Regions from separate parts of the Homo sapiens genome. Here region 2 is linked to region 1. Evidence: chromatin contacts called from ENCODE Hi-C or POLR2A ChIA-PET data. All regions are on one chromosome and are shown on one strand. Each heading gives the region's core, a stretch centred on a gene start or an enhancer-like site at or near the end of the contact. The rest is flanking DNA. Distances are from core to core; before and after follow the strand shown. Region 1 has its middle 32 kb from the start of APOL5. Region 2 overlaps LOC284912 (a long non-coding RNA gene).

Region 1 (3,694 bases), core at 653-3,152:
AGCCACCCAGCACTTGATCGGTAAACTCACTTTCCCAGCCACCAAGAAGCTGGAATGAAGACATAGGTGATCTGCCCTGGGATGGAATTGGAAGCTGACTTGGAGCTGGATGCAGTAACTGATGTGTCCTGATCCCCTTTTGAAAAGAGTATTTTTGTGTGTATGTGGGCTAAAAGGGGTTTATAAATATTATTTTCTGTTACTTTGTTTTGTTTATTTAAGTGTGTGTGTGTGTGTGTGTGTGTGTGTGTGTACTTGCTGATGTTGGGTAGTCAAAGGCTTTGTAGACTTTGGTGATTCTTTTTGCCCAGTAAACACTTTTCCTCCATTTGGGGGCGCTCCCTGCTCTATAGCTCTTGGTGGGATGTGGCAATAGCCTCTGACTACAGAAATCAGATACTCATTCCCAGCCTCTCTTGATGCAGAGATGCAGCCAAACAGATGTACCCATATTAGACTTCAAATCATGAGCTCCCTCCAGAATCTATTCTGGGGATAATGGCAGCAGTTACATCCTGTTTCCAGAGCCAACAGCATAAGAGGCTGTAGTCGTGTATCCAGCATTGGTCACGTTGGTGACAATGGTGCTGAAGTCAGAGCTGTCTGTGCCTACCAGTGCTTCCCACTAAACCACTTTTCAGTGTGATTTTGGGTGCTGTTCCTGAGGGTGTTTCTTCTGGACACAGATTGTATATAGGCCATTTTTCCTTCTCTCCTAGAGAGCTTCTGAGATACCTAATATTTGGTAATACATTGCTTTTCTGATTAAGCTAGTTTGGGTTCACTTTGTTAGCAGCTAGGAATGCTGACTGGTTCAGGAATGAATTAGGTCATAAAATGAAAAGTCCAGCAATGTCCCTGCTTCAGGTAAGGTTGGTTCTAGGTGCTCAACTATATACTAGGACTTTTTTTTTTTTTTGAGACAGAGTCTCACTCTGTTGCCCAGGCTGGAGTGCAATGGTTCAGTCTCAGCTCATTGCAACCTCCACCTCCCAGGTTCAAGTGATTCCTGCCTCAGCCTCCCAAGTAGCTGGGATTACAGGCAAGTGCCACCACACCCCACTAATTTTGTACTTTTAGTAGAGATGGGGTTTCACTATATTGGCCAGACAGGCCTTGAACTCCTGACCTCAAGCGATCCGCCCCCACCTTGGCCTCCCAAAGTGCTAGGATCACAGTCATGAGCCACCGTGCCTGGCCTAGGACTCCTGTCTCTCTCAGGTCTGCTTTCCTCCACGTGGGTTTCTTTCCCAGGAATGACCTTTGTACAACATGGAAAAGATGACCATCAGAGATCTAGATTTGCCTTGTCCTTTAACTAGCAGCCCCAGAGGGAAGGGCGTCCATCTTTCCTACCTATTTCTCCCACAGAAGTCCTGGGAATGGCTCTGCCCAAAGCACCAGCATGGCAGAGGTTCTGCAGTTAGTGTCTGAGAGCCTTAGTGTTTCAGCAATTTTTTTCACAGCTTCCCTAGGTCACAGAAATACTGAACAGTTCAATTACCAAGTGGCTAGGTCCAAATGGTTTGTGAACCTCTGCAATCCACTCATGGGATAGGCCGGCTGAGTCAGGCACCCACCTCTGCAAAGGAGGTGCACCCACACTTCCAGGAAGAAAATTATGATGGGCAAAGTATAAAAGATATCCACCATTCCTCTGTCCTGATGGAACAGCCTTGGCAGGCCTGTGTCTGGTAGATATAAACAGAGTGTGCGCGTGTGATAGGTAGCATATGATCAGCAGAAGAGCTGGCCTGGGTCTGGGGCTCTGTGGAGCGCATCTGGTTTATTTATAGGTTGCTCGTAACCCAACCTGGATCCTATTAAGTAACCTGTAAAAACAAGCCACACCACCGAACATGGAGGTCCAATGCCGATTCATGACCCTGAGAGCTCCATCCTGAGGGGGCGGGCCCGGAACGTGAGTACTGCATTTGGAATGAGGGATGCGGAACCGTGGGAAGGGACAAATCAGTTGCATTTATCTTTCCTTTTTTGCCCAAAAACCCAATAAACACACCTCTTCCTTGTTTAGTTCCTGTGCTCTGAGGGTGAATTGCAGCATGTCTAGAATGAAACTGAGCGGTTGTACTAAACTTGCTGCCTGGCACTGATGTTGCCCAAGGCAGGAAAGCCGGTGAATAGTGTCGCTTTGTAGGCAGGGGGGCAAGGAGGAGTTTGGCGTGGTTTGTACCAACTTGTCAGCATTGTTTATTGATAACAGTAAGACTGATTTTCTCCTGGTGAGACCCCCAGAGAGCTGTGCTGCAGAAGCTAGTTATGTAACAGGAATTTGTGTATGTGACCTGTGAAACATAAAAAACCCCAGCCGAGACTCTCTTTTGGGCCCCTTAGTTCTGTGGTGCTCTGTGCACCTGCCAAGGGTTCTGTATCTGAAAGAGGAAGTGCATTTTGCCATGACCATACAGTAGAGAGGACAATAGAAACCCAAACCGGCCCTGCCAGACCCCTTGCTGTGAGCTGGCCATAGCTGTGATGCACATCTTCTTCTTTTTTTTTTCTTTGGTCTCTGTTGCACAGTGGAGTCCAGTGGCATGATCATATCTCATTGACGCCTCCAACTCTTAGGTTTAAGCGTCCTCCCACCTCAGCCTCCTGGGTAGCTAGGACTACAGGGGTGTGCCACCACACCTAGTTTTTGTTTGTTTGTTTGTTTTGTTTTGTTTTGTTTTTCTTGAGACAGAGTCTTCCTCTGTCACCCAGGCTGGAGTGCAATGGCATGATCTCAGCTCACGGAAACCTCTGCCGCCTGGGTTCAAGCAATTCTCCTGCCTCAGCCTCCCAAGTAGCTGGGATTGCAGGTGTGCACCACCACACCCAGCTAATTTTTTGTATTCTTAGTAGAGATGGGGTTTCATCACGTATGCCAGGCTGGTCTCAAACTCCTGACCTCAGGTGATCCACCTGCCTCAGCCTCCTAAAGTGCTGGGATTACAGGCGTGAGCCACTGCACTCAGCCCAGGCCTAGTTAATTTTTAAATTTTTTGTAGCAATGGGAATCTCATTCTGTTGCTCAGGCTGGTCTCGAACTCCTGGTCTCAAGCAATCCTCCCACCTCAGCTCCCCAAAGTGCTGAGATTACAGGTATGCACCACCATGCCCTGCACACATCCTGACTTTAATGTTAGCTGTAGAGTGCTCCTTTCTCTTCAAGAATCTATAGATTTGTAAGCACTGTCATTTGGAGCCCTATAAATCATTAGCAATAAATCCTGTAACTGGCACTCTTAGTGCAGTCCCTAAGGTTAAAATGACTCGATTCTGTCTAATTGGGCTGAGAAGGACATAGATGTGTTAGTCTCTAGTTTCTCAAGCTAATCCACATGCCATTCTGCTGATAGAGGATTCGCATTCAAAATATCTATAGATATTGCCAGATTCTCATGTCTATCAGTAACGTGTGGACAGGCCTTTTGCACTACACTGTCATCAAAATTCGAGGTGCTCAATCATTTGCATTTTTGCCGTCTGAGAGGTGAAACATTTGATGTCATTGCCTGCACTTGTACTTGGCAAAATCAAGCATGCCAGGAAGGGAGTGTAGCTTGCCTATCTCCCTTGGTTTCCTGAGGAGGTTGCCAGAAGTGTAGTGCTCTCAGCAGCCCCTACGGAGTGAAGAATCCATTATTTCAGAGGAGATCAGAGCAAGCCAGAACTTGTGGTTTTACAATAT
Region 2 (3,694 bases), core at 494-2,993, 58 kb before region 1:
TACTTAGAAAGAAGTGGGGAAGGTATATTAGATGAAAATGAGCGATTTCTATCATAGGAGACATAAAATAGCATGCTATGCAGGACGCATAAATATTTTGGTGTTTCCGTGGTGGAAAAAGTGAAGGGGAGAGTGATGATTACAGAAATAAACAGAGGCCAGGCATGGACAGCCTTGGGAGCCACAGACGTGGGGGCGTGTCCCCAGGGAGAGCCACAGAAGGGTTTCCGAGCAAGGGAGAGCCATGGTCTGATTTGCTGTCCTAGAAACATCACACTAATTGCAGATGTGATTAACATAATGGAGGGGACACGTCTGGAGCCAGGAGGCATTTCTCCCTAACATTTTATTATAAAAATTTTCATACATGCAGCAAAGTGGGAAGAATCTCACACTGAAAACCACCTAAACTCTACCACTGGCATTTTACTAAATGAATTTAATCATGCTTCTCTCTCCCTCTACGCACCCATCCATTCTTCTTGTTTTGTGGCATTTTAAATTGCAGACATCTATCTGATTCCCTGCAGAAACTCCACAATACATGACATGAACAAGAGTTCAAAATTTCTTTGCATTTTCTGTTTTGCTGTAAGATGTAAAATTTACATTTAATTGCACATGTCTTAAATATACATTTGCTGAGATTTGACAACTACACTCACTTGTGTAGCTCAAACTGTATTAAGTTAGAGAACATTGTCATCACCCAAAGTTCCTGCACGCCCCTCCCCAGTCAATCCTGGCCCCCTCACCTGCCAGAGACAACCACTGTCCTGATTTTTTTTTTTTGAGGCGGAGTCTCAATCTGTCACCCAGGCTGGAGTACAGTGGTGTGATCTTGGCTCACTGCAACCTCTGCCTCCCGGGTTCAAGCAATTCTCCTACCTCAGCCTCCGGAGTAGCTGGGACTACAGACACATACCGCCACACCCAGGCTAATTTTTTATTTTTATTTTTAGTAGAGACGGGGTTTCGCCATGTTGGCCAGACTGGTCTCAAACTCCTGACCTCAGGTGATCCGCCTGCCTCGGCCTCCCAAAGTGCTGGGATTACAGGCATGAGCTACTGTACCTGACCTTACTTCTTTTAAAACCACAGATTGGTTTGGGGAAGGCAGACATTTGAAAGCCTGTTGGGGGGCCATGTACTGAGTGGGGTGGGGTTCGGAGCTGAAGGAGAGGCAGGGCAGAGGGAGACAGGATTTCCAGGGCTTCCCTGCAGGTTGAACTTGGAGGCTGGAGAGAGTCATTTAACCAGAGTGCCCGTCATCTGCTGCCAGGAGTTGAGTTTCTCGCTGAGTGACCGGGCAGATGGTGGCGCCATTTACTAAGGTGGGGTACCCAGGACGAGGACGGGCCGGGGGTGGGTGGAGACCAGTTTCCTTTGGGACACGTAGCATCGGGTGTTCAAGGGGCATGTGCCTGGCAGTTGTAGGGATACACAGCCATCCCCAGGGCAGCTCCTTTCTTCTGACCCCTGTGGAGGTGTGAGCTGTCCTCTGGTGAGGTGGTGCCAGGGAGCGGTCGCCAGGTTTGTCCACCTCCTTCTTGGCCAGCCGGCACCAGCGTGTATCGGGCTCCCTTCACCAGGAAGGGGAGGTGCTCTCCTCGGTCTACCCTGAAGGCTGCACAAGGGGCGTAGAGAGGGCATGGGTGTGGTTACTTCTGGGTGGCAGGACATGGGAAAGGAGACCTTACTCCTTAGGGGAAGCTGGGGAGCTCAGGCGCCCGTCTGGGCAGTCTCCAGGCCAGGTCCTCTCCTTCCTTGTTCCCTCCCCAGCATTCTGCAGCCACACACATTCTCTCTCCCCAGGCACCGCCCATCCCTGTCCCAACACCTCCCACCATTCCCTTGAAAAACAATCAAACCCCAGCTCCCCCAGGAAGGAGGCGTCAGAGTCAGCTCTGCTCCAGGGAGGGCCCCCCAGGGAGGGGGCAGGAGAAGCAGAGAGGGAAAATGAAACCACGGTCACCCTGGGCTGCAATTAGGTTTTCTCTGGTCTCTCTCAAATCAAACACAACCCACAGCAGAGCCATTTCTTCCTTAAAAGCCCATTTGTGGTTCATGCCTGTAATCCCAGCACTTTGGGAGGCCGAGGCGGGTGGATCACGAGGTCAGGAGATTGAAACCATCCTGGCTAACACAGTGAAAACCCATCTCTACTAAAAATACAAAAAAAAAAAAAAAAAAAATTAGCCGGGTGTGGTGGCGGGTGCCTGTAGTCTCAGCTACTTGGGAGGCTGAGGCAGGAGAATTGCTTGAACCTGGAAGGCGGAGGTTGCAGTGAGCCAAGATCACACCACTGCACTCCAGCCTGGGCAAGAAAGCAAGACTCTGTCTCAAAAAAAAAAAAAAAAAAAAAAAAAAGAAAGAAAAAAGAAAAAAAAAAGCCCATTTGGTCCTCAGGAGATATTGCTATTCTTCCCATTAGCGTGAGTTGGACTCATTTCTTGGGAATCAATGCCCCATCCTTATTCTGCTAACACAGGATTGGGTTCCCCTTCCAGAGTTGCATCACAAAACATCCTGAATTTATCTGGCAATTTGGAGAAGCCTCAGTTTACCCCATCGGGCTGAGGGTTACAGTCTAAGCTATAGGAAGTGCCAGCGTAGAGGAGGCAGCAGACGTCACCTGGGGAGGATGTGAGGGAGGAAGAGAAGGACCCTTGCGGGGGTCAGCAGCATTTCAGAATTGGGAAGAAGAAGAGGAGGTGGGGAAGAAAACTTCCTAGAGGGGACGACAGGGTCAGGCCTGCATTTGAAGGGTGGATGAGAAGAAAGCCTCATGGGAGATGAGGAGGACTACTAAGGGCTTCTTATGTACCAGGCTTGGGTGAGGGCAGAAATACAAATATGGCTGCCTACACTGGTGTGTTAGCATACTAGCTGCTGTAACAAACAGCCCCCAAATCTCATGATGTGTCCTTAGCCATGGCTCAAAAGATTTCGTTCTCATTTATCTCCCAGTCCAATGTAAGCTGAGAAGAGGGCTCTCCTGCACCCAGTGATTCAGGCACTCAGGCTCCCTCCCCAAGGACTTCCAAAACCCCCATCCCTCTGCATCCAGCAGGCAAACCGCTGGAGAAAGAAATGAGGGTGGGCTGGGCAAGGTGGCTCACGCCTGAAATCTCAGCACTTTGGGAGGCAGAGGTGGGTGGATCACTGGAAGCCAGGAGTTCGAGACCAACCTGGCCAACATGGTGAAATCCTGTCTCTACTACAAATACAAAAATAAGCCTGACATCATGGTGGGCGCCTGTAATCCCAGCTACTCGGGAGGCTGAGGCAGGAGAATCACCTGAACTCGGGAGGCGGAGGTTGCAGTGAGCCGAGGTCACGCCGCTGTACTCCAGCCTGGGCAACAAGAGTGAAACTCCATCTCCCAAAAAAAAAAAAAAAAAAAGGGTGGAGGATCTTGTAAGGGGTTTTAGGGGGTATGCCTGAAAGTGGTGCTCATTGCTTCTGCCCAAATTCCATCAGCCAGATCACAGCCACAGGCACCGCTTACTTGGAGGGAGTTGTGGGAATGAGGTCTCTCTGTGTGCCCAGGAGGAAATGAAACAGGGTTTGGTGACTGTACGGCATTGCCTGCCCAGTCATGGCCCAAGATAATAATAATAATCTAGTGGAAAGATGAGAAAGGGAAGCTGGGAATAAAATATTTATATAAAGAATGCACCCTAATATTCCA

What was found. A loop is a pair of places that touch in the nucleus more often than their neighbours do. ChIA-PET counts read pairs that join two places held with the same protein, here RNA polymerase II (POLR2A). Pooled maps may share reads with other maps.
Region 2: a map of gastrocnemius medialis shows a loop between it and region 1 (2.9-fold over the local background). The contact joins two enhancer-like sites. A Hi-C loop is called at or near these places in 8 of 168 maps with a recorded cell type or tissue (HL-60/S4, Ramos, cardiac septum and 5 more), 2 of 37 single-sample maps with no recorded cell type and 13 of 50 pooled maps. POLR2A ChIA-PET finds 5 or more read pairs at or near these places in 2 of 52 experiments (activated CD4-positive, alpha-beta T cell and activated naive CD4-positive, alpha-beta T cell).

Annotation. Positions count from the first base shown.
Region 1 is chr22:35,684,094-35,687,787 of GRCh38, forward strand. No RefSeq gene overlaps it. Among named protein-coding and RNA genes, the nearest start is that of APOL5, 32 kb to the right of the region's middle. Within about 2 kb of position 1,903, at least 3 of the 41 ENCODE cell types and tissues checked have a DNase peak (open chromatin) inside an H3K27ac peak, as active enhancers do; they include gastrocnemius medialis and psoas muscle, where a contact is called at or near this core.
Region 2 is chr22:35,626,033-35,629,726 of GRCh38, forward strand. LOC284912 (a long non-coding RNA gene) reads right to left here. Exons shown (of 4, transcript XR_001755514.1): 4 at 1,544-1,627. Among named protein-coding and RNA genes, the nearest start is that of MB, 11 kb to the left of the region's middle. Within about 2 kb of position 1,744, at least 36 of the 41 ENCODE cell types and tissues checked have a DNase peak (open chromatin) inside an H3K27ac peak, as active enhancers do; they include gastrocnemius medialis and psoas muscle, where a contact is called at or near this core.